Linked DNA regions of Homo sapiens: region 1 is linked to region 2. A link is a loop called in an ENCODE intact Hi-C map of the cell type or tissue named here. Cell type or tissue: endothelial cell of umbilical vein. All regions are shown on one strand. Each heading gives the region's core, and the rest is flanking DNA. Links, peaks and the distances in the headings are about the cores only. Region 1 holds the start of LOC105370355 (a long non-coding RNA gene). Region 2 overlaps LINC03082 (long intergenic non-protein coding RNA 3082).

Region 1 (15,661 bases), core at 4,264-12,263, 1.8 Mb before region 2:
GCAGAGAACTCCCTCACCCGGCCACTTGCTCTGTGAGATTCATGATGGAAAGGCAATGTGAACAACAAATAAATTTCTATTGTCCAAAGTCACTGATATTATAGGCATGTTTGTTTCTGCAGTGTAATTGAGCCCATCTTGACTGATACTTTCCAGAATTAATTTTATCGTGCCATCTCATTCAACCTCCTACGACTCCCATAAAAAAAAACGCAGCCAGGGCATAGAGCCCATGTATTAATTTCCCCTTAGATAGCCCATTGCCATGCTCTTCTTTGACAACCTTGACATTATCTTCCATATCAGATACTGCTGATCTGAGCTTTGTTCTCAGTGCCCTTGGGCACTGTGTTCTCCTGGTCAGACTATACCCCTCCTCCTCAGGGACAGCTTTATCTGCCCATGCCCTGCTGCCTGAATGAACCAAATTACAGAGAAACTCATCCTGTCTTAGGTGTAATAATTCCCTGACTTCCACTGTAGCCACACACATACAAACAAAATGTACAATTAGAAAGGAATGTTTGAAGAAACAGCTGGCTTCTTGGCATGCCACCTGTGCCCAAGGACCCACACTCAGAAAGCCTCTGTGCTTACTTTAATGCTCCACTGTTGCCATCTTGGAAATCTTAATCATTTTTGAGCAAGGGTGCTGATATGGTTTGACTGTGTCCCCACCCAAATTTCATCTTGAAATGTAACTTCCACAATTCCCACATTTTGTGGGAGGAACCCAGGGGGAGGTGATTGAATTATGGTGGCAGGTCTCTCCTGGGCTGTTCTCCTGATAGTGAATGAATCTCATGAGATCTGGTGGTTTTAAAAAGGGAAGTTTCCCCGCATGAGCTCTATTCTCTTATCTGCCGCATGTGAGACATGCCTTTCACCTTCTGTCATGATTGTGAGGCCTCCCCAGCCATGCGGAACTGTGAGTGTATTAAACTTCTTTCTTTTGTAAATTGCCCAGTCTCGGGTATGTCTTCATCAGAAGTGTGAAAACAGACTAATACGGGCACCTACACTTTTATTTAGTGCTGGGCCCTGAAAATTAGGTAGCAGTTCTATTAGAAGATATTAGAGAGAAGGAGTAGAGGATAAGTTAAGAGCCTCATGTCTTGTGCCAAAAGTCTAGCATTCAAATCCTAATTTGCTTCCTAATTTTATAACATTAGTAACACTGAATTTGTGAAAAAAATGCACATGTAAAAACACTCAGAATAGTACCTTGCATATTATATGTGCTAAATACTTTTGCTTAAAAGATACACATGCCTATACCCACATACACAGACATAACAGGAGGAATTTGAATTTGAATTCAAAAGAAGGAAAGAGAAGTGTACTGTCTGGTTTCATTTTAGCAATGAAAACCAATGTGGAAGCTAAATTGGCCGGAAACTGAGGAATATCTGGTTTTGTTATCTTGTATTGTTGTTTTGTTTTAAGATATCTTGGGTAGACAGGGAAAAAAATGAGAGAGAGAGAGAGAGAAGGCAGAGCAGCACCCTGGAATTTAGAACACCGCTCTGCTCCATCCATCAGGTCATAGAATGACACCCAGCAGTGCGAATGAGAAACAAAACAGCTCTGACTATATCCCACCCCAGAGGCTACATATTTCCAAGATGTAGACAACTGGGGCAAAGACTTCAGCATGAGAGCAGAAGGCTGCCCTAAATTTAACCTTGCAGGAGTGAAAGGGAGCCAGGATTCAGGAATCGGGTGGCAGCAGCAAGAAAACAGAATAAAAGGGAGATGGATGAGGAAGAAAATGTGCAGGAGGAAGATCATTTCTGGGGCCTGGGCGTGACCATATGGGACCACCCTGGAGGTGTTAGCTGGGGACGAGTAGGGAAGACAGGGCTGTTTGGTCTTCACCCCTCAGGACACTCACACCCCCACCCCACAGCCTCCCTTTACAATGATAAGAAGCTGGTGAACCCTCACAGGGGTTTTTCCAAGGGAGGGAGTATATGGTGGAGGCTCCCGCTTGCCCATGGAACAGGAGACACTGTATGGAAAGCACCACATAAGGAAGGATGGTGTAGAGAGTTTGTGAGAATAAAAACACAGCCACGATTGTATTTGCATTTCAGATAAGACTATTGCATAATACATGGCAATCTGACTGTCTTGGAAATTAAGACAAATTGTTTTAATTTTTTCTCAAGCATAAGCCCCAGAATTGACAATGCTTCTAGATAAGAGTCCAAAAATCACAGCGAAAGTGAATAAGATGTTTCTAAAATAACAAACCGCCTAATGAGGAATCCCCTCTACCCCTCTGGAATGTCATCACCCAGTTTCAGAGTGGACATCGCCAGAGGTGACAACTTATCATTGTATTTAAAATCTGTGTCTCATGTACATAACTAAGATGTGGTTTGTACACTCAAAGCCCCATCTCACCACGTTCTAGGAAAGGAAAGCTAGTTCAAAGTAAGTTCCATTTAACCTACATTATCTGAGTGGATACAAGACAAAGAGGTAAGTTCCAACCACTCATGAGTTTGAGAGGCTGTAGTCATTTTCATTTATGACACTGACTAATTGGAATTGTAGTGATTGCTTGAGTGTTAACTCCAGGACGGTACTTGATAGCTCACCTCTGCAAAAGTGTGGTGAAAGGGACCCTACATTTCTCAAGATGAATTACACTTGGTGACTTTTCTGCAGGAAGAGGGGCCAACAAACACTGCTGATTACCTGCTCCATTGCCAACACATTCTATTTCAATAACCACAGTTGGTGCAGTGATAAACAAAAGAAGGCTCTTGCCTTCAAAAAGTTGCATCACGCATTTGTTAAGCCATGTTTGCAAGCCATCTTAGATAATCTCATGCCCATTACTAAATGCCTCAGCAAATGCCACCACTTGTGTTTCCAAAGTAGACTCTTCTTGTTATTTTTACAAATTAAAGAATTAGAAAAACAATGCAGGCATAAGGACTTTACATATGGATAGTTTATGGTAATTTTGTCCACATATTATAACTACAAATTAAGGCAATATGTAGTAAATAATTCTTTATAGATAGGCAGTAAATTTTAGTTTATAAGAAGACAATGAGCAGAGTGGTTTATTGATTACATCGATGGAAAAGAGGTTGCATGTTTGAGATCAGGGTCCCAGGCTTTCTGTTAAATAGTCTTTTTTAAAAAAAAATTATAAGTTTTCATCAAATCAGTGACAAATTCTGCAATATTTAAATAATTTAATGAATGGCAGAATAATCTATTTTTCAGAAGTTTTTTTTTTACATCAACTTTTAAACTATTTATGACACTTCTGTTGAATATATTGCAGATAATGGTTATCTGTTTTTTTCTTTCCAACTTTTAGGTTCAGTGGCTGCATATGCAGGTTTATTGCATGGGGAAATTTCATGTCGCACAGGTTTGGGGTATGGATTATTTCATCACCCAGGTAATGAGCATAGCACCCAATAGGTATTTTTTCAATCCTTACCCTCTTCCCTACATCCACGCTCAAGTAAGCCCTAATGTCTATTGTTCCCTTCTTTGTGTCCACGTGTACTCAATGTTTAGCTCCCACAAATAAGCGAGAACATGTAATATATAGTTTTTTGTTCTTGCATTAGTTTGCTTAGGATAATGGCCTCCAGCTTCATCTATGTTGCTGCAAAGGACATGATTTCATTTTTTATGGCTGTGTAGTATTCCATGGTGTGTATGTACCATATTTCCTTTTTTTTCTTTTCTTTTCTTATTTTTTTGTTGTTTTGAAATGGAGTCTCATACTGTTGCCAGGGCTGGAGTGCAGTGGCGCGATCTTGGCTCACTGCAACCTCTGCCTCCCGGGTTCAAGCAATTCTCCTGCCTCAGCCTATTGAGTAGGTGGGATTACAGGTACCCGCCACCATGCCCAGCTAATTTTTTCTATTTTTAGTAGAGATGGGGTTTCACCATGTTGGCCAGGCTGGTCTCAAGCTCCTGACCTCGTGATGCACCCGTCTCAGCCTCCCAGAGTGCTGGCATTACGTGCATGAGCCACCGTGCCTGGCCCCCATATTTTCTTTATTTAACCTACTGTGGATGGTCATCTAGGTTGATTTCATGTCTTTGCTATTGTGAATAGTGCTGTAATGAACATATGTATGCATGTGTCTTTATGGTAGAATGATTTATATTCCTTTGGGTGTATATCTAGTGATGGAATTGCTGGGTGGAATGGTAGTTCTGTGTTAAGTTCTTTGAGAAATCTCCAAACTGCTTTACACAGTAGCTGAATTAATTTACATTCTTACTAGCAGTGTATAAGCATCCCTTTTCTCCTCAATCTCACCAGCATCTATTGTTTTTTGACTTTTTAGTAATAGCCTTTCTGACTGGTATGAGATGGTATTGCAGCAGGACAAGCCTCAGACAAAACCCCTCAGACACCAAGTTAAAGAAGGAAGGGCTTTATTCAGCCGGGAACTTCGGCAAAACTCACGTCTCCAACAACTGAGCTCCCCGAGTGAGCAATTCCTGTCTCTTTTAAGGGCATCTGTTATTTCTTGACTTTTTAATGTTAGCCATTCTGACTGGTGTGAGATGGTATCCCATTGTCGATTTGATTTGTATTTCTTGATCAGTGATGTCCAACTTTTTTTCATATGCCTTTTGGCCGCATGTATGTCTTCTTTTGAGAAGTATCTATTTATGTTGCACTGTGGTTTGAAAGTGTGGCCGGTATGATTTGATTTTTTGTTTTTAATTTGTTGAGGATTGCTTTATGGTAGAGCATGAGGTCAATTTTAGAGTATGTGCCATGTGCAGATAAGAAGAATGTATATTCTGTTTTGTTTGGTGTAGTGCTCTGTAGATGTCTACTAGGACAATTTGCTCAAATGTTTAGATCCTGAATATTTTTATTAATTTTCTGCCTTGAACATCCACCTAATATTATCAGTGGGCTGTTGAAGTTTCCCACTATTATTGTGTGGTTATCTAAGTTTCTTCATAGGTCTCTATGAATTGTTTTGTGAATCTGGGTGCTCCAGTGTTGGATGCATACATACTTAGGATAGTTAAGTCTTCTTCTTGAATTGAACTCTTTATCATTATGTGATGCCCCTCTTTGTCCTTTCTGATAGTTGTTGGTTTGAAGCCTTTTTGGTTTGAAATAAGAATAGCAACCCCTGCTCTTTTTTGTTGTTGTTGTTTTCCATTTGGTTGATAGATCTTTCCCCAACCCATACTTTGAGCCTATGGGTGTCATTGCATGTGGAATGGGCATCTTGAAGACAGCATACAGTTAGGTCTTGCTTCTTTATCCAATTGCCACTCTGTGCCTTTTAAATGAGGTGTTTAGCATGTTTACATTCACAGTGAATATTGATGTGTGTGCATTTGATCCTGTCACTGTGTTGTCAGCTGGTTGGTATGTAGAATTGATTGTGTAGTTACTTTATAGTGTCGATGTACTTAAGTGTGTTTTTATGATGGCTCTGATCAGTCTTTATTTCCATGGTTAGCACTCCTGCAAGGACCACTTGTAAGGCAGGTCTGGTGGTAACGAATTCCCGTAGCATTTATTTATCTGAAAAGGTAAATAATCATTTAAGGTAGATGAATAGAAGACATGACCAATAGTAGAGAGTAGTATATAAAACCCTGATTAAAAAAAAATGATTTCAAAACCTAGAATCCAGCTTTTTTTTTTTCTAAGTAATTTTTAAAGGTAAATTTGACCTAAACTTGTATTAGTCCATTCTTGCATTGCTATGGAGAAATACATGAGGCCGGGCGCGGTGGCTCACGCCTGTAATCCCAGCACTTTGGGAGGCCAAGGTGGGTGGATCACGAGGTCAGGAGATGGAGACCATCTTGGCTAACACAGTGAAACCCCATCTCTACTAAAAATACAAAAACTTAGCTGGGCGTGGTGGCAGGGGCCTGTAGTCCCAGCTACTCAGGAGGCTGAGGCAGGAGAATGGTGTGAACCCGGAAAGCGGGGCTTGCAGTGAGCTGAGATTGCACCACTGCACGCCAGCCTGGGTGACAGAGCGAGACTCTGTCATTAAAAAAAAAAAAAGAAATACATGATACTGAGTAATTTGTAAAGAAAAGAGGTTTAATTGGCTCATGGTTCTGCAGGCTGTACAGGAAGCATGGTGGCGTCTGCTTCTGGGGGAGCCTCAGGGCACTTTTATTCAAAGCAGAAGGTAAATAAGGAGCAGGCATCTTCCATGGCAGAAGCAAGTGTTGGGAAGGGGCGGTGGTGCTACACACTTTTAAACAACCAGATCTCTTCTGAAAACTTACTATCATGAGCACAGCATCAAGGGGATGGTGCTGAAACATTTATGAGAAACATCTCCTGATCCAGTCACCTCCTACCATGCCCCACTTCCAATATTAGAGGTTCAAATTTGACACAAGATTTGGTGAGGACACAGATCCAAACCATATCAAGACTCTTACTTTTTCTGAAATAATATAGCAAGTAAATGTTTTGACTTTGAGCCTAAAGGTTATGCTCAACCTACTGTATTATGTTTCTCCGTCAATTTCTAGCACTGTATTATTAAGAAGGGAAAATGTTGTTCTCTTATGTTAGAAATAACATTTGAAACTGAAAATAAGACTTTCACTTTAGAATCAATTGATATATTGCATTCAGAATGGGTCACAAATGTGGAAGTGTTTTCAGACTCTGGGACGTGTCTATGAGATAATGACCTGACAGTGAAATTACAGAAACTGTTCAAATAATGAAATGTAAAGACTTAAAAATTTCTCTTCAAAAGGAAGGACATCCCCCTCTCAAATAAAGAATGCAAAAAAAGAGAAAAAAGAAGGAAGGGAATAGTTTCAATATTTAAAGAGCAGTAACATGAGAAGATGAAATTAGAATCAATTGATAGAATGTACCGATTTTAAGACTTTCTTGAGATACAATACACATGCTGTAAAATTTTCCTATTTTAAATGTAAAATTAAATGACTTTAATATGTTTACAAAGTTGTGCAAGAAGTTACAGAATTTAGTTAAAAATATTACGAACTTGATATTAGAATCCTGGGAAGAGAGGACTTAAAGGAATATGCAAAAGAAAGAAAGGAAGGGAGAAAGAGAGAAGGAGAGAGGGAGAGAGGGAGAAAGAAAGAAAAGAAAAGAAAAGTAGGTTGAGAAAAGTTTTGATGTGCTCTTTGAGAGAACATGTCAATTTTAATATCTTTTCAATCTTAGAATATATTTAGATTTACAAAAAGTTACAAAATTTTGCTGATAGTACCTATAATTCCTCACCCAGTTTCTCCTATTTTTAATACATTACTCACAAAATATTTGTCACAGCTAAGAAACAATGATACATTGTTATTAACTAAATGCCATACTCTATTTGGATTTTAATAGTCTTTCCACTTATGTTCTTTTTCTGGTCCTGAGTCTAGTCACCTGTACCTCATTGCATTAACAGACATGTCTCCTTAACATCCCCTGGTCTCTGACAGTTTCTAGTCTTTCCTTGTTTTTCATACCTTGACAGCCTTAAGGAGTATTGGGTGTTTTATAGAGTGACTCTCAGTTTGGGTTTATCTGATATTTTTCTTATGGTTAGAAGGCGGTTATATGTCTTTTGGAAAATAATATCTTACATATTTCATCAAGTCAGGGTACATGATCACCTGGCCAGATAGTATTTGCCAAATTCCCAAGAGATTACTTTGAAATTCAGATTTTTTTTTTTAGTCATGAAACTATTTAACTGTACATGCCACATTAATTTGGAAACAAACCCACAAAATATTCAGGTTAGACAATGTAGCCTATTCCTTCCTTTACAGTGATGTACATGTGTATCACCACTAGAGGGAAGCACTTGAACAACTAAAGTGTACAGTCTGGGTTATTCTTAAACGCAATTAAATTGATGATAGACAAACACCAAAATTTATAAAACCATGAACTGAAAGAATATTAAGAGACCAAACAGATACTTTAAGTGTTTCTTAAAACCATATGCCATGCCTAATGAAAGTTTACGACATGGCAGCTTCTACTTTTTCCTATTTGTTGGAACCCATGGTTCCAGTTCAGTTCCAAATCAGTTGTGTACCTGAGGACTTTGACACACTTACAATCTCCAGACCTTGGGGGCAAAGAGAAGGGATGATGGCAGATAGCAGCTGTAGAGAGGGAGGTTAGAGGGCAAGGTCTACCCTAAATTGGTTCAGTCTTTATAAGAATTTCTTTCCATTTTTGACTTTAAACAGCTCCTCCTCAAATTAGCCTGGATTTCCCAGGAAACGGTTACTGGGATTTTTCCTCCGTCTGACATAATTTTTTCTGGTTCTTCAATGTCTTGACTTCCTAATCCTTTTCTAGATTATGAACACTTTTTTATCTTCAGCCCAAAATATGCACATCCTTGACTGATGTACAATGAGATACACCTGCCCTTTAACTATTGTTTTTATTGATGTATCCTGACACCTACACATAGCACATACTTGTCTCCTTCTGTTTATGTTTTTAGGCTATTTATGTGTCAGTCACTGCTCTAACACAATTTCATCTATTATCTAATTTAATTTTTAAAAATTAATTTCTTAAAACTAGTCAACTTTAGTTTTTTAGAGAAGTTTGTGGTTTATAGAAAAATTGAGCAGAAAGCACAGGGTTTCCACATACTCCCTGTTTCCTAACCCCACCGTTTCCCCATTGATGAAATCTTGCATTAGTTTGGTACATTTGCTACAATTAATGAACATTTTTATGCTTATTGAAAAACGTTGATGTGTTAACTCAAGTCCATAGTTTGCATTAAGAATCACTTTGTGTTGTACAGTTCTGTGAGATTTGACAAGTGCATGAAGTTCTGCATCCACCATTACAGTAATACAGAATATTATCGCTGCCCTAGATAGCCCCTGAGCTCTACCTCATCATCCTCTCTCCTCGCATTCAAACCCATGGCAATCGTTGATATGTTACCACCTCCATCATTTTGCTTTTTTCAGGATGTCATACAGTCGCAATAATTGTATGTAGCCTTTTCAGATTGTCTTCTTTCACTTAGCAATCTTCACTTAATGTTCCTCCATGTCTTTTCATGGTTCGATATCTCATTTCTTTTTATTGCCAAGTAGTATTCCATTGTGTGCATAATCCACAATTTGTTTATCCATTCACCTGTTGAAGGACATCTTGGTTGCTTCTAATTTTCAGCAATTATGAATAAAGCTGCTGTAAAAGTAGGATTTTGTGTGGATGTAAGTTTTTGACTTATTTGGACAAATAACCTCATACTGTGTAGCACGACTGCTGGATCAGATGGCCAGACTACAGTTAGCTTTGCAAGAAACTGCCAACTTGCCTTCCAAAGTAGCTGTTATCATTTTGCATTCCCACAAGCAAGGAATGAGAGTTTCCATTGCTCCACATGTTCACCGGCCTTTAATATTGTTGTTTCAGATTTAAGACATTCTAACAGGTGAAGAGAAGTGTTTTATTGTTGTTTTAATTTGCAATTCTCTAGTGACATATGATGTTAGCATCTTTCATATGCTTTTCTGCCATCTGTATATCTTCTTTGGTGAGATACCAGTTTAGATCTTTTACCCACTTTTTCATTGAGTTGTTTTCTTAGTGTTAAGTTTTAAGAATTCTTTGTATATTTTGGAGGCAAGTTCTTTGTCAGATATGAGTTTTGCAGACTTTTTTCCTCATCCATGACTTTTTATTATTTAAATCTAATTTGATTTTTGTAACAACTCATGGGGCAGATGCTGTTATTAACTGTATTTTACAGATGAGGAAATAGTGCCATAGAGAAGTTATATATCTTGCCCAAGGTCTCAAAAACTAGTGTGAAGTGTATCTAGAATGCAGAGCCAGGCAATCTGAGTGCAGTTTGTTAAGCTTTCTGCTTCATCACCCTTGTCCTAAGCACTCATTACATTTGCATCACAGGCCGCTCATACTCAGCTGAGACCAGTTATGATCATGAGCCCCTGATATTGGTCTGTTTTTCATTTGTGTTACTCTGGACACTAATGCTTACTTAGAAATGCAAGAAAAAAGAAGAGCTATGGGCTAGCAATAGTAAATGTTTAAGAACAGATTTTAAATACTGTAAAATCAGATATAGCCTTTAAAATGTTTGATTGAGACCAACAGGAGGTGATTTTTTACTGTCAGTGACTAATGAGATGGTTTTTTAAAGAATCACATTTTAAAATCTGCTGTAACTTTCACATAGAAAAGAATTTTAGCCTTTTCTTTTGTGGAAGGGAAAATGAAACTTCAGGAGTGAGATCTAGTGTGCAACTATCCTCATTTTAATCACTTTGGCCTAGATATGTTCCACGGAAAGAGAAATAGTGTTCCGTAGTTTGCTTAATCAAAGGACACCCACAGAAGAAAAGGTGTATGGGTGACATCGTGGGTGCCTCACCAACGGAGCCAATCTTTCTCAAAATGTGCTGAGATCACCAACACCTTCTAATATCAAACTATCAAACTGAATGACTTCTTTCAGGCCTTCCCTAGCTTAAATTCGGAAACTTTTCATGATGTTCAGAATCTTCTTACTATTCTTAGGTATACATTAATTTCCAATGCATCTAAGTCTAATATAGTGATAACCATTTAACTATTGATCTGTCTGCCTCTCATCAACTCATCTTTCCATCTGTCCGCCCACCAATCCATCCATCTGTATGCCATCTGGAGCCTCCCTGCCTTTCAGAAATTGCGTACCTTTTCCGGAATCTAATTCCATGGTCCCTAACATCCCAGCGCTCTACCTCATCATGCTTCCTTTTGCTTCTATTTTTCCTTGTCGTAACACTCTTTCCTTCTCCTATTGTAGCCTGGATGCAGGGCTTAATCTCACTCATCAAGTTATATTTCAAATCCACCATTCTTAAGCATTTTGTGATTTCTTTCTTTTTTTTTTTTTGAAAATTCAGAGGATCATGAGGGTTCATGACATTCCCAGATGACAATCACCTCTACGGACTTGTGGCCCACATCTCCCTGGCTTCTTTCCTCACTTTACCTCTCTTCTTTTCCCATTGCCTCCATAGTCTCCAGGGTATCAAGGCAATCACTGGTCTTTTGCTTTGCAGGATATGCTTTTCACCGTATCCTGCCCTCTCTGAGTCTCACCAGCCAACATTTACTTACATTTTTTTTCCCACCAAAATATTTTTGTGTTTCTAGCAGTGGTTCTGGGAGGAAAATATTCATACTTACACACACACACACACACACACACACACACACACACACTCCAGTAAGCAAATATCATTGTTGACACTTTCATATCACCATGAATTTGATATATTAGACAGTTTATCACTTATGGCTACCCTATTTTGCCTTGAAGTGGCACATTTACATCCTGAGAGCTATTATTTCTCTTACAGGAAGAAAAACAGCAAATATGTAAATTGACATCTAAATAAGCTTTGCTTTCCTTAAATAGTTTCCTGGTCTTGCCCAGGAGTCTGTGCTGAAGCTCTGGGTGCAAAGCTCACTAAGTGGCCTTGGGCTGCTCTTCCCTTATTCTTTTCCCCCTGAGCTTTCTTATCCATAAATCTGAATGAAATTCCAATCTTTGTTCCTTACAGAACTGCATAGAGATCCAAAAACAATGTCTGCATAGTGTTTTAAAACTGTCAAATGCTAAGCAAACATAAATTCTTGTATTTGTTCTCAAAAATTAATTAAATAAATGAAATAATGATTATATAACATATTCAATGAAGAAAACATCTCCCAATTCTAAAAGTGCTTTTAAATTTCTCATTTTCACGTATTATACAATATGAAACACTTCTAGGCACTCAGAGATTGTGAATCGTTTTTGTTCTGCTGTGGCTGTGAGTTGTTTAAAACAGGAAGTAGTTTCCACATAGGGCTATAGCAAGGGGGTGGAGGGTGAGAAGCAAAGACTTATTTACCTAAGAAGACAAAGCAAGGACACTGCAGTGGCAGCCTCTGCGTGTCACCCTTTGGTGAGCCTCCTGACTGGATCTCGGCGGTGGGCCCTCACCACTCTGCCAAGTTTCATAGTGTGCTCTGAAGCTTAACGCTTAGTACCAGTTAATCTAATTCCTTAGCCACTCATCAAATTAATTTTAGAATAGCTGGGTTCAGTAAAGCTTTTGAGTTGGGGATACAAAGATGGTGAGGACAAGGTCCCCACTTCCAGGCAATTTGAACTGAGTCCCTCACTTCAAGTCCGTCACCTCTCTTCTCACCTCTTTGGAAATGCAGAGCATACCCTGCTGTCTTTATCCTCCTATTATTATTCACACCAATTAGGAGAAATTTGAGGCCAGAAACTGATGATCCTTTAACTACAGAAATATTCATTAATTGGCAGCTTGCTGGCGAATTGGCTTTGTGAGCTCCATTATAGGGAATTTCCCATGTTTTACATCAATGATAGCATTCATAATAATTCAAATAGGAAGAAAAAATGCTTGCCTTAATGCCACTCCTTGTTTTCTTGATTGCCCTCATTGTCGTGAGTTGCTTGTAAAATCAGCTAATAAGATTGTGTTATGTTTATACTGTGTTGTATGGTATATGTATTCATCTGCGAAGACTGCCATGACAAAATACCACAAACTGGATGGCTTAACTAAAACAGACCTATTATCTTTTTCTTTTTCTTTTCTTTTTTTTTCTTTTTCTTGAAACAGAGTCTCACTCTGTTTCCCAGGCTGGAGTGCAGTGGCAAGATCTTGGTTCAATGCAACCTCCACCTCCCAGGTTCAAGCAATTCTCATGCCACAGCCTCCTGAGTAGCTGGGATTATAGGCACCTGCCACCACGCCTGGCTGATTTTGTATTTTTAGTAGAGACAGGGTTTCACCATGTTGGCCAGCCTGGTCTCAAACTCTTAGCCTCAAGTGATCCACCTGCCTCAGCCTCCCAAAGTGCTGGGATTACAGGTGTGAGCCACCATGCTCAGCCAGAGACTTATTTTCTCATGGTTCCGGAAGCCAGATATCTGAACGCAAGGAGTCACCAGGGTTTGTTTTTTTCTGAGACCTCTCTCCTTGGCTTGCAGATTGCTCTCCTCCTGCTGTGTTCACAAAAGGCTTTTTCTCTGTGCTGCGTCTCTGCTGTCTCTTTCTCAACATTAATCCTATTAGACTAGTGCCCAATCTTATCACCTTTAACCGAAATTACCTCTTTAAAGGTTGTGGCACCAAATATTATCATATTGAGGTTTACAGCTTCAAATACGGATGGGGGCACAATTCAGCCCACAGCAATATATCCATCCGTGTGGGTTTCTGCTGCATACACTCCGGGGGTTCTGCTTCTGCTTACAACCTCCAGGGATTTATTTCCTGGCTCCCAATGTCAACCTTGAATATCAGGAGTTTGCAGCCACCACTGTGGTTTTATTTAGTGATCTATTATGGATCTACTATCCATTAATTCTTAAATTCTTTGAAGCTCTTTATACTGTCAGCTAGTGTTTCCTCTTGGGTAATAAGTTTGACATGTTGTTTTTTTCTAGAGGAAAATGGTGGCTAGGAGGCAGGACTAAATTGCAACTCCCACTTGGATGGAAAAAGCAGCATGTGGAGACTCACATCGCGAACTTTTGCTCCAAGAACTACCACAGGAAAATACCAAGAGAGCCAAGAGAATCCACAGACACTTTGAAGGAAGCAGATTGCTCCTGCAGGCTCCAGGAGGCAGCCCCCAAACTGTGAGTACCCAAAGTGTGAAAGTATACAAGGGGGCCCGTCCATCCCCAAACATGCACCCTCACTGGGGATCCTGACGGTCCAGATCACGGAAGAAGGATTTGGCCTTCCCTAAAGCTGAGACAATTTAGAGAGCTGAGTGAAATACAAAGGTAGAAGAATCAGCAGAAAGCACCCTGTGGGCTCTCTCGGTACCCAGGGAAGCCATTTCTGACTTTTTCTCTCAGAGGTCTTTGGGGAGGGCTGCAAGAAGAACTGGGAAAAGACCACAGGGAGAAGGAAACTTCCAGCTGAATTTTGTAACAATTTCAATGGAACGCAAAGTTTCCTGGACAGAACTCAGGGAAGGGGGTGAATCAGGAGTGCAGACAAAGCACAGAAGCTGCAGTAGGTGGGGAGGCACAAGATCTGAAAGCCCTGCTTGCTTTCACAGCCAGGAGGCTGGTAGCCTGAGGCAAGTTGTCAGCCCTGCTCACCCACTGTCTGGAAACAAACTCCCTGCTGTTGAGGGGAGCACAGTAGGAATGAGACTGGCCCTTGAGTTGCATGGGGAGCTGGGTGAGGGGTGTAATTGCCAACTTTCCCCACTTCCCTGACAACCTGCATGACATAGAAGAGGCAGGCAGAATCCCCCTGGGAGCATAACTCCATTGGCCTGAGGAACCATGCCCCCATCCCCCAGAGCAGCCACAGCAAGCCCCGGTCAAGGAGAGTCTGAGCTCAGGCAGGCCTAACCCTGCTCCCACCTGTTGGTCTTTCTCTACCTGCCCTGGTAACCAAAGACAAAAGACTTATTCTCTTGGGAGCTCTAGGGCCCCACCCACTGCCTGATCCACCCTATACTATCACAGCTGATGCTCTCTTGAAGGCAACACCTCCTGGCAAGAGGTCAACCAGCACAAAAATAGTGCAATAAACAAAACTACAACTCACAGTGTCCATTTCATTCCCCTGCCACCTCCACCAGAGCAGGCACTGCTATTCCCAGCTGAGAGACATGAAGACAGTTCACATTACAGGACTCTGTGCAGACACCCCCTAGTACCAGCCTAGAGCCCGGTAGCTCCTCTGGGTGGTTAGATCAAAAAGAGGCATATCAATTACTACAGTTCAACACGCAGGAAGCCACATCCCTAGGAAAGGGGGAGAGCACTACATCAAGGGAGCACCGTGGCCTGGCGCAATTGCTCATGGCTGTAATCCCAGCACTTTGGGAGGCCGAGGTGGGCGGATCATGAGGTCAGGAGATCAAGATCATCCTGGCTAACACGGTGAAACCCCATCTCTACTAAAAAAAAAAAAATTACAAAAAATTAGCCGGGTGTGGTGGGGGGCACTGTAGTCCCAGCTACTCAGGAGGCTGAGGCAGGAGAATGGCATGAACCCAGGAGGCGGAGCTTGCAGTGAGCAAGATCGCGCCACTGCACTCCAGCCTGGGGGATGGAGCAAGACTCTATCTCAAAAAAAAAAAAAAAAAAAAAAAAAAAAGAGAAAAAGGGAGCACCCTGTTGGACAAAGAAATCTGAACAGTAGCTATTGAGCTCCAGATCTTCCCTCTGACGTAGCCTACCCAAATGAGACGAAACCAGAAAAACAATTCTGGGAATATGATGAAACAAGTTCTTTACCACCCCCAAAAGATCACACTAGCTCATCAGCATTGAATCCAAACCAAGAAGAAATCGCTGAATTGTCAGAAAAAGAATTCAGAAGATCGAGTATTAAGCTAATCAAAAAGGCACCAGAGAAAGGTGAAGTCCAACTTAATGAAATCAAAGAAAGGATACAAGATGTGAAGGGAAAAATCTTCAGTGAAATTGAGAGCATAAATAAAAGGAATCACAACTTCTGGAAATAAAGGGCATGCTTAGAGAAATGCAAAATGCACTGGAAGCACTCAGCAATAGAATCAAACAAACAGAATAAAGAACTGCAGAGCTCGAAGACCAGGTTTTTAAATTAACCCAAT
Region 2 (15,661 bases), core at 3,896-11,895:
GTGTCTCCCAGAAAGCCAAGTTCAAGTTGTAAACCGTACCTGTGAATGGGACCTTATTTGGAAATAGGTATTTGTGAATGTGATCGAGTTAAAATGAGGTCATGCTGGCTTACCTGGGGACTTAATCCAATGATGGAGGTCCTCCTAAGAGGAGGAAATTTATACCGAGACACACAGGGAAGACCTCAAGTGACCACAGAGGCAGAGACGGGAGCGATGTGGCTGGAAGCCGAGCAATGCCAAGGACTGCATCAGCACTAGAGGCTGGAAGCAGGGGAGACCCTTTCCGGAGCCTTCAGAGGGACCACGGCCTGTGGACCCCATGATTTTGGACCCTCAGCCTCCAGAACTGTGAAAAAACACACTTCTTGTGTCAAGCCCGAGGTTGTGGCAATTCATTGCAGTGGCCCGAGTGCACTAAGATCAAAGTCCTAAAACCTTTGTTTTCCATAGGAGGATATCGAGGCTCAGAACACTGTCCCTCCACAAAAGGGTGGCACTGCTAAGACTAGGCCCAGACCTTCTCCGTCAGCCCTGTTCTCAGGGATCCCTTGGCGATGGGACCTGAAGTTCTGGAGGGAGCTGCCACAGCAGCATGGATCCAGGAGGCTCCCGGGTCACATGCTTGGGGCAGTCGGAGGTTCCAAGTGTGGTGCCAAGTGCCCAGTTGAGTTGTTGGCACTTCTGGCCTTTGGAGTCACTCTGTGGACGCTGGTAAGTCATCAAAGAGGGTGTTGCCTCTGTGAACGTCAGGGGCACAGCCTAGCGGAGAGTGGGCCTTGGGGACATGGGGACCCCTAATTTAATATAGACATGGCACACAAGGCAGTGGAGGCAGCTCCTGTCAGCACCCTGGGGCGGCAGACAGGCTGGAACCTGTGGTCTCGGGATCAACCACCCTGGGAAGCAAAACGTACTTCCCGCCGTTCTCCACACTGAGGCGCCATTAACAAGGCCCTAGCAAGCAACTAGGCCTGGCTCGGGCAAGGCCGCCACTTCCGTAAGCTTTAGAGCCAAAGACAGCAGGTGCCCAAGGGAGGCACTGCACCAGTGTGAGAGTGTGAGTGTGCAACAGAACACACGTGTGTGAGTGTGTGACAGTGTGTGGGTTTGATTGTGAGCATGCTGTGATTGAGTGTGTGTAACATCATGTTAGGTATGGGCGAGTGTGCATGTGAGTGTCTACAAGCATGAGTGTGTCACAGAGTGTGTATGTGAATAAGTATAGGAGTGTGTGTGAGAATGTGTGTGCACGTGCAAGAGTGAGAGGGTGTGTGCGTGTGTGACTGCCTGTGTTGGGTGTGTGTGAGTATGGGCCTGTGTGTGTATGTATAAGTTTGTGAATAAGTGTGCATGTGTGTGGGTAGAGATGAGTGTGAATGTGTGTATATGTGTATGTGCATGAGGTTGTGTGGGCTGTGGATGTGCATTTATGAGTGTGGATGTGCAAGTATACACCTGTGTGCATGTATGAGTGTGTGTGTGAGTTTGTGAATAAGTGTGTGAGTGTTGATGTGGTTGTGTACATGTGAGTGTGTGTGTGGCTGTGGCAGTGTGTGTGTGTGTTTCTAAGTGAGTGTAGGAGTGCAAGTGTGGGCGGGCTCTGGCAAATGCATGGGAGCCTCAAGAGGCCCAGGAATGAGGCTGACCAGGCTGTGAGTGCACTTCCAGTAGGGATCCCTCCCAGCAGGGCCTGGATGCTGCAGCGGGCCTGCTCTGCCTGCTTTGTGTGGAGTGTGCTGCCACCCAGGGGAAGGCTCCTGGCTGACATGGCAAGTTGACATTGGTCTTGGGTGGTTTCTGTCTCTAGGCTCAGACAAGAAAAAGGACATATAGGGTGCAGGGGCCAGGAGTCAGGGACTAGCCCCGGCAGAGAGAAGGGGAAAGCGCCAAGACCCCAGGCACAGGCTTCAGAAACACCCCTACTGGACCATCTATCCACATCAGTGGGACCTCTTCCCCATTTTCCCCCTTCCCGTAGTCTAAGGTGCTTGCTGGCTAAGGGTATTAGAGGACACCAGGAGAGAGGCGTGGCCTGTCTCCCTTATGTGTCCCTAAACTGATCCTTACTGGAGATAAGTCCCCAACAATGTCTTGAATTTCAGGAAGCTTCACTTTGTTGTGTGGTCTGAAACTGCAATGCTACCCCGAGGAGCCTTGGAAATTCACATCACCATGCTCCTAAATACGCCTGGTTAACTGCTGGAGCCTTTTCATATGAAAAAGGAAACCCACTAACTGACGTTCCCACAAATCTCCTGGGTCCCTCGGGGTCTTTGAACTCTGCCTGAGAGACAGTTTCGTCACCCTCTGGGACAACAAATTCATACATTTCTATCTTGCTCCAGTTCCAAGAAAATGGCATTGTGTCCTTTAAAACGCAGTCAATTCTAAAAGCACACTTCTCCTTGCCTCCTCAAAGAGTGCTCACAACAGTGACTGATAGTTCATTCTTCTTCGTCTTCTTTCTTTAAGACAGTTTGTTCAGACTTTTTACTTACGTGCTGCAATACAGATTTTAAGAGCTCATTAGCATGGTACAGCAGCTGCACCTTTACAGGATCATGATCCTAATACGGAAAAGGCAGTTTCTGCGGCGGAGCGGTGCCTTCTGCAGGGCCCTGGCAGCCCTTGATGCTCCTGCTGTTGAGCTGTCCTGCAGCCGGGCCATGCACGCCTCCGCCTTGTTCCTCCCCCTATGGAGACAGGCGGCTGAGTCAGGCCTGTCCTCCACGGAGGGATAAGCCTGCCATGCACTCCCAGAAGCTGCCAAGTCAACCCCCAGCCGTCTCTTTCCAAGCGCTAGCTACTCCATTCCCTTCCCTCTGTGGAGCTCTTATTTCCCTACTGTCTAACCAGTCAGACACCACGTGCCCTTCAGTCCCAAGCTGTCCGCTCTGATCCCTTCGTGGAGTCTTCCGATATAAATAAACTAAACAAGGGAAAACCCACAGGGAAGAAGAAAGTCTGCAGGTTGTTTTAGACTCCAAACAGATAGGGATTGAGCTTGAAAGAGGGGCAACCGTAAATACCAGATCTTCTTGGAGAGCAGCCAAGTAGATCTGGTATTGACAGGTGCCCCTCTTTCACCTGGTATTGACAGGACCCCAATGGAAAATAGACATCATTGCATAGGCACTGATGAAACAGCACGCTTTGAAAAATAGCAAATAAAATCAGGCAAACTCTGCTGTTTTCAAAGTTAGAATCTCTTACTACGGAGTCTAGGATGGTCACATTAGCAGAATATTAGGCACAGTGGCTCATGCCTATAATCCCAGCACTTTGGGAGGCCAAGGCAGGCAGATCACCCGAAGCCAGGAGTTCGAGACCAGCCTGGCCAACATAGTGAAACCCCATCTCTACTAAAACAAATATAAAAAATTATTCAGGTGTGGTGGTGGGTGCCTGTAATCCCAGCTACTCGGGAGGCTGAGGCAGGAGAATCACTTGAACCTGGGAGGCGGAGGCTGCAGTGAGCTGAGATTTCGCCATTGCACTCCTGCCTGGGCAACAAGAGCAAAACTCCATTTCAAACAAACAAACAAACAAACAATATCAGCAGAAGATTAACAGACTAAGAAGATAAGGCTGGCCAGGGTGGCGGGCTGCGTGGCGGGCTGGGTGGCGGGCTGGGTGGCGGGCTGCGTGGCGGGCTGCGTGGCGGGCTGGGTGGCGGGCTGCGTGGAGGGCTGCGTGGCGGGCTGGGTGGCGGGACAGAACGGTGTCCCACGTGGCGCTTTCCCATCTCTGCTCACCCCCTTACCATCCCCTTGGCAGCTCTCCCAGATACCTTATCTAACAAAGACTGAGCCTTGTTCTTTTGGCTTAGGATTGACTTGGCGATGCGGGCTCTTTTTTGGTTCCATATGAACTTTAAAGTAGTTTTTTCCAATTCTGAGAAGAAAGTCATTGGTAGCTTGATGGGGATGGCATTGAATCTGTAAATTACCTTGGGCAGTATGGCCATTTTCACGATATTGATTCTTCCTACCCATGAGCATGGAATGTTCTTCCATTTGTTTGTATCCTCTTTTATTTCATTGAGCAGTGGTTTGTAGTTCTCCTTGAAGAGGTCCTTCACGTCCCTTGTAAGTTGGATTCCTGGGTATTTTATTCTCTTTGAAGCAATTGTGAATGGAAGTTCACTCATGATTTGGCTCTCTGTTTGTCTGTTATTAGTGTATAGGAATGCTTGTGATTTTTGCACATTGATTTTGTATCCTGAGACTTTGCTGAAGTTGCTTATCAGCTTAAGGAGATTTTGGGCTGAGACAATGGGGTTTTCTAGATATACAATCATGTCATCTGCAAACAGGGACAATTTGACTTCCTCTTTTCCTAATTGAATACCCTTTATTTCCTTCTCCTGCCTAATTGCCCTGGTCAGAACTTCCAACACTATGTTGAATAAGGAGTGGTGAGAGAGGGCATCCCTGTCTTGTGCCAGTTTTCAAAGGGAATGCTTCCAGTTTTTGTCCATTCAGTATGATATTGGCTGTGGGTTTGTCATAGATAGCTCTTATTATTTTGAGATATGTCCCATCAATACCTAATTTATTGAGAGTTTTTAGCATGAAGGGTTGTTGAATTTTGTCAAAGGCCTTTCAACCCTTGTGGAAGTCAGTGTGGCGATTCCTCAGGGATCTAGAACTAGAAATACCATTTGACCCAGCCATCCCATTACTGGGTATATACCCAAAGGACTATAAATCATGCTGCTATAAAGACACATGCACACGTATGTTTATTGTGGCACTATTCACAATAGCAAAGACTTGGAACCAACCCAAATGTCCAACAATGTTAGACTGGATTAAGAAAATGTGGCATATATACACCATGGAATACTATGCAGCCATAAAAAATGATGAGTTCATGTCCTTTGTAGAGACATGGATGAAATTGGAAATCATCATTCTCAGTAAACTATCGCAAGAACAAAAAACCAAACACCGCATATTCTCACTCATAGATGGGAATTGAACAATGAGAACACATGGACACAGGAAGGGGAACATCACACTCTGGGGACTGTTGTGGGGTGTGGGGATGGGGGAGGGATAGCTTTAGGAGATACACCTAATGCTAAATGACGAGTTAATGGGTGCAGCACACCAGCATGGCACATGTATACGTATGTAACTAACCTGCACATCGTGCACATGTACCCTAAAACTTAAAGTATAATAATAATAAAAAAAAGACCGAGTCCTCCAGCCCTAGTCACGCCCTCTGCTGGCCACAGCCCCCATCAACACCTTGACTGCAACCTTGTGAAAAGCCCTGAGCCAGAGCCTTCCAGCCCCACGGCTCCTAAACTCTTGACCCATCAAAACTGAGAAGATAAATGGTTTTGTTTTAAAAACTAATAATAAATTAGAGACTCAGCATGTTGCTGTCCTTGAAAACTGTAGTATCTCCCTAATTTCCAAATCTCCAGATCTTCGTAGGCTGTGTTAGTTATCTGCTGCTGTATAATTAAACCACCACAAAATTTACCTGCTTCAGACAACCTACATTCATGACCTCACAGATTCTGTGGGGTGGGAATTCAAGAGCAGCTGAGCTGGGTGTTTTGTATAACGTGTGGTTTGTAAGGATGAGGAAGCCAGTGGGGCAGGAGATGATTGCCATTGAAAGACAGTTTGTTTCTCACAGTTCCCAGGAAGAAAAGCACAGGGGCACGCCACACCATGGTAAGGGGTCACGCCACACCATGGGGGGCACATAGGGAAGCTCCAAGTGGGTCAAGGGGCAGAGGGAGCAGACGAGACCTGGGTTCTTGCCTTTACTGCGCTTTGTGTGGGAAAAGTGAGGTGAGGCACCATCAGCACACTTGGGGGTGTCTGTCCTAATTGTCTGCTGCTGGCCCCGGGGCACCTAGGGAGGGTGAGCATTGGCCCAGAGTGAGCAAGCCCTATAAAGGTGGTGGCTATGGTGTGGGTTCCAGGTTGGTTTGCACCCACAGCATGCTCAAAGCATGTTTGCTGTCTCTAGGAATGAGCTAGCCCTGGAAGGGGCAGGCTCTCTTGTGTCAGCAAGGAGATGTGTCATCAGAACTAAAAAGGTATGATGAATACAGGGTGTTTCTGGCTCCTGCTGTCTTATGAGGTTGCAATCCGGATGTCAGCCAGGGCCACAGGCATTGGGAGGCTTGGCCAGAGCTGGAGGATCATGTTTAATGTCATCCCCCTGCTGTGGGCCAGAGGCCTCAGTTCCTTCCCACTTGGGTTCCTGCAGAGGGCTGCAGGGTATCTGCATGATAAGGCACCCAGCTTCTCCAGAGTAAGAGGCCCAGGAGAGAAAGTAAAGAGGAACTGCACAGCCTTTGTGCAACCCAATCTCAAACATCGCACATCCTCATGCTGCCTGATTGTGTTTGCTAGAAATGAGTTGCTAAGTCCAAACCACACTCAAGAAGAGGGGAATGAAGCTCCATCTCCTGAAGGGAAGAATGTCAGAGCTCGGTGTGAGTTACCTTTAGGGCCACCATACAGGCTGGGGCAGCCTCCCCTCTCAACCCCCAGCCGCCCATGACCCTCGCCCCCACGCCTTGCTTTTTAACAAAGGGTTCACGCCAAAATCCTGTAGGGAGATTTTTCAAATCCCCATGCCCAGGATCCAGCCACTTAGAACCTCCAGAGGAGGGATCCTGCCCGGTGCATTTGGGGAAAGCATTCCATGTTATCTGATGAGCTCCCTGATTGAAACACAGCCCTAGGACGCACTGGAGTGTCTGCCACTGCATACATTTGTTCTGTGCTTGGTCTCTCCATGTATGTCTCAGGCAGGGTTGTTGGAATGCCCGTTGTCCCCATCTATGTGGGGAACACTGTACCCTCCTCAACCTGCTGCAATGCCATCTGTGATATGAATGCTTCCCAGAGCCCTCACCTGGCACAATGAATTGCTCCTTTCTCCGTCCTCCCAAATCACTGCAGACAGAGCTCGGGTGAAGCCCAGAGTACGTGCTGATAAAAGCAGAATGTGTGTGCTTTTCCTTCCAGCTAAGCCGGGAACCCCCCAAGGGGAGACCCAGTGCCACATTTACACTCATGCCCCCACATCTGTCACTGGAGGGTGGCTGGCTTGTATTGGTAAATGAATGACTAAGGGAATGACACACGGTCAGTCTCTGAGAGCATCTTCAAGAGATATTTGGGGAAAAGGGCAGGTTTCCTTCCTAAATGTTAGCTGTATCCTTCAAACAAGCTCAACTTCCTGCAACTGTGTGTTTATATACAGATCTTATGTAAACTCTCCTTGAGGTGGTTTGTTTTCATTCCAGATGTTTGTTTCATAGCCCTTCTATGTGCTATTCTCTTTTTCCTTGGCAACTTGACCTTTTTTTCTCTCTCTTCCAGCTCAAATTCATACCTTCGAGACTTGGGCTGCCCCCTCTCCTTCTCCCTGCAGCCTTCCTTGACATTCTCCCATCTCTGAGGCCAGTGGAGTTTCTGTCTTTCCTCAGGTGATTTATCCTTCTTTACATATTGTCTTATATTGCTCTCTGGTGGTTTTATGTGCTTTGTCTGATCTCTCAACTCTTCCATAAATTCCTGAGAGTGATACTATGTCTTCTGCCAATTTTGTCTTCCCTGTAGCAGAGTTTGTTTTTCTACTGAGCATTTAGCAACTGTGTGTGACTTGATTGATGTTTTTAGCAGGTTCACCTCTTAGAGTAACACACTCTACCTGCTGTCTACAGAGGTGATTCCAACTGCATAATGTCCCTGCAATTTTTAAAGAAAACAACAGACATATGATGTCCTGAGTGTGATGTCCAGGCTGTGGGAGGTGTAACAGTCTCACTGCACTCTGAACTAGGTGGACCTGTCCAGTGAAATAGGTTATGGGTACTGTTAGGAAAGGTTAAAGAACCTGAGATAGTTCCACTACTTTTTAAAAAGACTATATGTTTTTATGACCATTATCTCTTCCAGTCGTATCACATGAGGTATGCAGGGCAGCACTTTTTCTCTGTTAGCCAATGGGTTGAGGTCCATGAGGCCAGGGGACTTGCCTAGGCCATAGCTGGACTCCTCTCATTCCTCTGCGCCTCAGTGGTCTCTCTCCGGCTGAGGAGAAGCAGCCACGGTAAGACGATTGATCTGTCCACCGACACTCGAGGATGTCCCAGAACAGTGCAAGGCATAGGTGTGCTCTGAGTTCTGTGGGGCGTGGCCAGCTGCAAAAAGGTGCAGGAAGGGCGGAGACTGCCCAACAGGAGAAAAGTGCCTCAAATCTTGACGTGGCTACCAGTGAATTAAGCTGCCATGGTCAGAAGGGAGTTTCCTGAAATGTTCAGCATTTAAGCAGATGCAGCTGCAGGCCCTGCATCAGAAAACCAAAGGATGCAATATAAGAAAACCAACTGGATCTGATTAAAATCTTCAAATGTGTGCAAATGGTAGAGAACCCACAATTCCAGTAAGTTGTGTGCTTTATAGAAGACCATGAAGAATTGAAATATTTCCTTCTGTTGTGTGACTTACGTAATTTGAACGAACATAAAACACACCGACATATATTTGCTAGAGCATAGCTTGCACGTATGTTTGTGATAAATCAAGTTGACTGCTTTTTTTAAAATTCACATTTGTTTTCTATTCAGTTTTGTATTTTGTGTTGTGTTAGAAAAGAAGACACAGATACTGAAGATATAGGAGAAAAAGTAGTGAGTTTTTTTTTTAATGGAAAACGTCTATCCATTTCCATTTCTTTTTGTGCTTGCGTGTTTTCCTCTGCCATCATTTGATCCTCTACCCGCTAAAAAGCGGGTTTTCCTTCTGGGACTTGGCGCAAGCGCTCCTAGGCCAGGCGCGCGCTTAGGTCTGAGACCGGCCGAGGAGCAGGGGCGCCCTCTGGAGGCTGGGAAGGGAAGGACGCGGTTCCCCGACCTGAGCCTCCAGAACCGGGCGCCGCCGGAGACCCGCCAAGACTCCAACTCACAGAACTGGAAGGCAATGCATCCGTGCAGTTTTCAGCCCCGAGTGTGTCGCAATGTGTTACAGCAGCAATAGGAAGCTAATACGAGCATTATCCAAGGGAAAGACTTTTTTTTTTTTTTTTTTTTTTTGCTGAGATCCTTGGTAGACAAGGGGATTGCAAAACAAGGAAGAAAACATAGGGGAAAACAGAGCATAATTTTACCAGAATTATCTAAATGTTTTAAATAACGAAAAAGTGATGCATTTTGCTATGGAGGGCCGTGTGTGTGTGTGTGTGTGTGCACGCGTGCAAATGCAAACTCATGCATTCAAACATCTGCTTAGAATATTCCATGTGCATTTAGCTGGAGTCAAAGGAAATTTTTTTAAACGATAAGATTGGCCCACTCTTCAAGAGTGCACCACAATAGGACATGTGCTGCGGGGGGCGAGTGTTGCATGCGATGGGATCGGTGCTTTCACAGAAATGAGCAAAGGTGGTGTGGGAACGGAAAAGGGAAACAACACAGCCTAGAAGGCCGGGTGGGGACTAGGACCCTCCAGAGAGATGATGACTTGTGAGCTCACATTGGCAGTGGGTGGCCATCCTGGCTGGGCAGAAAGGGCAGCAGGGAGAGAGGCTCAGAGGCAGGAACGCCCATGCTGGGCCCTCAAGGTGCGGCAATGCCCTGTATGGCGGGGAGTCAGGAGCGGAGCAAGGGGCCGATTTGACACTTCCCTGCCCTTTGGGGAAGTTCCTCTAAGGCATCTAACGCTCTTCCCAGATGAGCTTTAAATACCCCGAGACACAATTTCTGAACCTCCTGAGAGTTCATTTCATGTTACCATGGGTTTCCCCTTTTTCCTTCGGTCACCCCAGGAGCGTCTCCATCATCCTTTCAACAGTTATTTAAGGGAAGAATTGTAAGGAGTTTTCCTCTGGGGCGTGGGGAGCAGAAGAGTTAGGCACAAAGAGAAAAAAACATGGAAAGGAAAAAAATTAGAGGCAAAATTCTTTTGTATGAACATGAGTCAACGACTATTTTTATGAGAATTACTCTAATTTTTTAAAAAATATTGTGCTAGACACAATTCCACGTAGAGCCATTGTTAGAAAATTTCAGGACTTCAGGAAAATCTCCCACTGGTATTATCTGCCTGCACCTCCAAGGTATGTTTATTTAAGAATTTGGCTTAAATAAAATATGAAGAAAAACAGCCACTAAATGACCCCGATCAATCCATAGCAAGCACAAAAAGAAAGGAGGTAACATGAAATGGACTCTCAGGAGGTTCAGAAGGCGGGAGGCGGTCCCTGCTGTCTCCCATGGGAGCTGGGTACCAGGTGCCAAGCAGGAATTGGGGGACCTGAGCCCCCCCTTTTTTTTGAGGCAGAGTCTTGCTCTGTAGCCCAGGCTGCAATGCAATGGCACAATTTTGGCTGACTGCAACCTCCACATTCCCGGTTCAAGCAATTCTCATGCCTCAGCCACCTGAGTAGCTGGGATTACAGGTGTGTGCCACCACTCCTGACTAATGTTTGCATTTTTAGTAGAGATGGGGTTTCATCATATTGGCCAGGCTGGTCTCAAACTCCTGACCTCAAGTGATCCACCCACGTTGGCCTCCCAAAGTGCTAAGAGTGCAGGCGTGAGCCACCAGGACCTGCCTGGGACTTGAGCCCTTCTCAGCACCTGTGATTAGGTGCTGTCCTGGCTGCCTCCTTGGTCCCCACCTACCCGAACATTAAAGAAAATCTAGGTCTCTCAAACAATTGAAAAAAACAAACAAACAATTTGTCATACACTAAGGTCAACCTTTCCTCCACCATTAAACTCATGCTTCTCCCCCTGAGGTGATAGATGCACCCCCAATATTCCCCTTATCACAACATGTTGATTGACAAGGAAGCGCAGTGCTCTGGGCCCCAGCATCCAGCAGAAATGTGGGAGGCCCCCCCAGCTTCCAACCTCTGACTGCCCGTGCCGGCTGGACCAGCTTGGGCTTCCAGTCCAGCTCCGTGAACATGGGGAAAATGGGTCCTTGCGGGCTTCCTGCTGGAGCTCGTAGGGGAGCAGAGCTGCCTCTGTCGAGGCTTTCATGGGCTCGGTGCCTGCCCTTGACTGCCTCCCGTCCCAGGGGATGCACTAACCCTGCTATGGGAAGTGGCAGACATCCGGTTAAAAATTCAAGTCGATTAAAGGTGGTAGCATGCTCACAAGGGCTTACTAAATGGCTCTAAGAAAAAAAAAAAAAAAAAAAAAAAAACCCTGGATAATTTGGCATTTGCCAATTTCATGGCAAAAATACCCTGCCACGGCTGATTCCAGGTCCTCACAAGCACACCACTGACAGCAGACCCAAATGTCAATAGGGAAACCATGAGCGTTTCCCGTGGAAACATGGGGGAATTCCTCCGCCGTCTTGGGATAGAGCAGAACTTGCAAACTGGTGATTCAGTATAGAGAAGCCTTTAAAAAGTTGAAAATTCTGAATTTGTGTTAGGAATTCTACGTGCCAACATGGAATATTAATTAAAATAATTTTAAAATACCATAGACAAAATTGAGTTCAAAATCAAGGACAGAAATATATGTAACTTTCATCACAGATATTCTAAAAAAAAAATTACTTTTAAAAAAGACTAACCATCCAATAAAAAGTATGAAAATGACAAGAACAAGAGTTTGAGAAAGAGAAAAATCAGAGGATCCTTTAATAGCTGAAAAGATGCTCAACTTCACTCATAGTATTTTTGACCTAGACTCATTTCCATAAGTTTAATAGTACACCTTGTTGTTGCGGCTGAAGAGAAATAGTCATCTTTGTGTACTGCTGGTGGTAATGTAAATTGATGCTGTTTTAGAGGGAAAATGTACAATATCTATCAAAATTTAAAATGCTAGGCTGGGCACAGTGGCTCACACCTGTTATCCCAGCACTTTGAGAGGCCGAGGCAGGTGGATCACCTGAAGATAGGAGTTCAAGACCAGCCTGGCCAACCTGGCGAAACCCCATCTCTACTAAAAACACAAAAATTAGCCAGGCATGGTGGCGCATGCCTGTAGTCCCAGCTACTCGGGAAGCTGAGGCAGGAGGATTGCTGTAACCTGGGAGGCAGAGGTTGCAGTGAGCTGAGATCATGCCACTGCACTCCAGCCTGTGTAACAGAGTGAGACTCCAACTAAAAATAAATAAATAAATAAATAAAAATTAAAATTAAAATGCTGATACTTGTTGACCCATTCCGGGAAGATACCCTACAGATATGCCTGCACATGGTTATTTATGGCAAAATTTTTGGTAAGAGTGAAGTGTTAGAAAAGCAACTCAAGAGTCCACAAAAGAGGACTAGTTAGAGTGTGGTACATCCATAGTATGCAATATATGCAGCTGTAATGAAAGAATGGAGCAAATTCTATGCATATTGGTGTTTAAAGCTCTCCAAGGTAGACTAAATTAATCATAAAAAAGCAAAGTCAGACATGTGAATTGTATGCAATCTTTTGTCTAAAAAACTCAAGAAAAAAAGAATAAAAATATATTTATTTTATATGCATTAATACATACTAGAAGCAGATAAACAAATGATTGTGGCTTCCTAGGGTGGTAGAGATGGGCACAAGCAGGAGGTGAGTGAATGGAACAGGAGAGATTTCTCAGTGTTTTACTTCTTATTTTTGAAGCATATGAATGTTACCTATTCAAAAATTTATGTTAATAGGTTTACAAAATAAATAACAACTTAAACAAGTTTAGGTCACAGCTGGTAGATTCCAGACCTTAAATGGACCCACCCTGTATCATGCAAACTTTCTAAAGATAGAATGCTTTGTAGCTAAGCGCTAAGTGTTCCTGTTACTCCTCTCATGATAATAAAAGAGTAAAGAGAAGTATTGATAATAAGAGCTGGTGTCCTTGGAGCATACCTTGTATGCTGGGGACACGGCTCAGTGGTTTGTGTTATGTTGTATACTCCATGATTATAATGACCATTTCATAGAAGAACCTACTGAGGCATAGAGAGGCAGAGGCGCAGCCCCAGGTTCACAGTTGGTTATTACAGAGTCAGTGCTCAGGGCCAGCCCCACCACATTGCGAGGCAAGGTCTCTTTCAGGTGCTGTGTGCTGTGGCATTCTGCCATCCCTGGGGACACACGGTTACCCAAGGGGCAACATTCCACCTTGCAATGAAAACCTTAATCGGGGACTTGCTGTGCCCTGTGGATGTTTTATCTTCAGAGTAGTCGGCATCAGGGAGATGCTGGGTTTCCCAATCAAGAATTCATCATCCACAAAGCTGAAGATGAAACCCAGCCCCCCGCTGCGGACATTCACTGTACCCCCACACTGTGCACACATTGTGGCGTGTGCAGGGCACACCTCTGTGTCCTCTGGTCAGTCCCTGACGCAGTGATGGGGTAAGCCACGCCATTCACCACGTTTATGTGGCACCCACCTGAGATGTTGACCCAGTCTCTGTGAGTCACCTTCTGTGAGTGATTCACTAGCAGTCCATGTTCTTCTATGCCACAGCATCCGTGTCTCCTGCTTCTCCCCTCTTCACCTCTCTTGGACTTCGTCTCATTCTCCCCTGGCCCTTCCCTGCCGCTCCCCCTGGCTCCCCGCGTCTCTTCCTTCACCCTCTTCCATCCTTCTCCCCTCTCCCCACTAGCAGTTGTGCCAGGCTCCTTAGAGACACGACCTGCTGTTTCTCTACTCTGTTGTCCTCCACAGCCTTCTGTAAGATCGAATGTGGAAGAAACTGCCCATTCTGCGAATGTGCTTGATAAACGGAAACGCCAAGAAGATCCCTAAATCCATGTTATTTTCTAATGGTAGCTTCTGCGACCTGTGAATTCTATGGAAAGGAGCTGGCTATTTTTGAAATCAAGGAAATTGACTCTATATTTAAGTAAATTCTATAGCTAAGTAAATACAAATATTATACTTAAGTAAAATTCTATAAGTAAAACAAATTTCATATTTAAGTAAAACAATTCTATGTTTAGGTACAAATTCTATATTTAAGTAAATTCTATCTTTAAATAAAACTGTATTTCTAAGTTTTCCCATATTAGTTTTGTCCCTCCAGAGACTTTAATATGTAGGTCTAGAGATGTCTACGAAACACGACAGTGAAAACCAGCACCTGCATGGACCCATCTGTGTGTGGTTGTAAATCAGCAAGTTACCAAGCCAAATGCACCCATTTCACTTTCTCACCATGATTAGACTGTGCTGTGTCATAGGAGGAAGAGGGGGCTGTCACAGGGCAGCAAGCAGACATGCCTTCATCTTCATATGATTTCACTATTTTGTAAATGGTTTCTCAGTTGCTTTATAAAGTTAAATAAACCTGCATTGTGTAACCCAGCAATTCCACTTCTAGGTATTTACCCGAGACAAAAGGAACAATATCCACAAGGCTGTGTGGCTATGTATAGCTGCTTTAATCATAATAGCCCCAAACTGGAAAGAACCTAAATGTCCATCACCAGGCGAATGGGCAAACAAATTGCGGTGAATTCATATCATGAAACTACTCAGCAATAAAAAGAAACAATTCCCTGAGTACCTAACAGTGTGGACGATCTAAAACCATGCAGAAGAAAGAAGCCAAACAGATAGAGTGAGTCCCCCTCTACGAAGGTCAGGAACTGGCAAAACTGACTTGTAGGGAGAGAAGTCAGATCAAAGGTGGGAGGATTGTAATTGATGGGAACGCCCTCTGGGTGATGGGAAAGTTCTGTATTTTGACATGATTTGGGTTATATGGATGTATGCACTTGTCAAAACTGATTTTAACACTTAATGTCTGGAAATTACACTTCAAAACTTTGTTGAATCACTTTGTTGGTCCTTTCCATCGCCTGCTTCACAGACCAGGGGAATGTACCTTTTGGTAAAAGCAGAAAACAAACAAAACGATGAGACCAGAACTACGGCAACCAGCCCAAGCACCACTTCGAGCTCCAGGAAAGCTGTGTGATGCTGAATAGACTGCTCAACCTCTCTGAGGCTGGTGTTCTTATCTTCAAACGGGGATAAAAGATCTACCAGTCTAGGTGAGTGTGCACAACAAATGGTATATTCATTTGCTAGGGCTTCAGTAAGAAAATAGGACAAACTGGGTGGCTTAAAACTGCAGGAATTTACTGTCTTATCATCCTGCAGGCTAGAAGTCTGAAATCAAGGCATCGGGAGGCCATGCTCCAAGACTCTGAGTGGAACCCTCTTTGCCTTTTCCTGACTTCTGGTGGTGCCGGCGGCCCTTGATGTTCTTGGCTCTTTAAGCATCTCTGCAACCTCTGCCATCATCTTCACACAGCGCCCTCCCTGTGCATCTCTGTCTTCATACGATGTTTTCTTCTTTTCATGAGGACAGCAGTTATATTGGGCTACAATCCACCCTACTCTAATATGGCCTCATCTAATCATACCTGCAATGACTCTATTTTTAAATAAAGCCACATTCAGAGGTACCCAGTTTAGGACATGAACTTTTCGGGAGACACAGTTCAACTCATCACAGAAAATAATCAGGGGTCTGGACATTCTGTGTCAATGAGATTGAGCCACTAGTTGTTAATAGTATTTCACTCATCTCTGCTGATATTTTTAAAGAACATGTGAAAGGGGTGAGGTATCTGATAGAAAGCCCTCCCTCATGTAATTGATGAGATAAGGGTTCTAATTTTCCCCACAGAAGTTATAAAGAGCACCTG

What was found. Hi-C counts contacts between places; a loop is a spot of excess contacts. Peaks named below come from ENCODE experiments on the same cell type or tissue, not always from the same donor. Only the 100,000 strongest peaks of a DNase experiment are listed, where the experiment ranks them.
Region 1: a loop joins it to region 2, with 18 times the contacts of the local background. A loop is called at or near these places in 3 of 110 quality-filtered maps.

The regions. Positions count from the first base shown.
Region 1 is chr13:108,314,586-108,330,246 of GRCh38, forward strand. LOC105370355 (a long non-coding RNA gene) reads left to right here and starts at 13,444. Exons shown (of 3, transcript XR_007063863.1): 1 at 13,444-13,694. RefSeq lists an enhancer at 12,034-12,666. In endothelial cell of umbilical vein, for the core only: a CTCF peak has its summit at 7,844 (motif pointing right); no DNase peak of the experiment used is centred there.
Region 2 is chr13:110,107,343-110,123,003 of GRCh38, forward strand. All of the region lies in intron 1 of LINC03082 (long intergenic non-protein coding RNA 3082), which reads right to left. LINC03032 (long intergenic non-protein coding RNA 3032) reads left to right here and starts at 14,360. Exons shown (of 3, transcript NR_148221.1): 1 at 14,360-14,585; 2 at 14,818-15,001; 3 at 15,111-15,661. RefSeq lists enhancers at 8,862-8,981, 13,308-13,807, 14,462-14,561, 15,044-15,661. In endothelial cell of umbilical vein, for the core only: CTCF peaks have their summits at 5,282 (motif pointing left) and 8,890 (motif pointing left); a DNase peak (open chromatin) is centred at 8,839; H3K27me3 peaks cover 1,401 bases.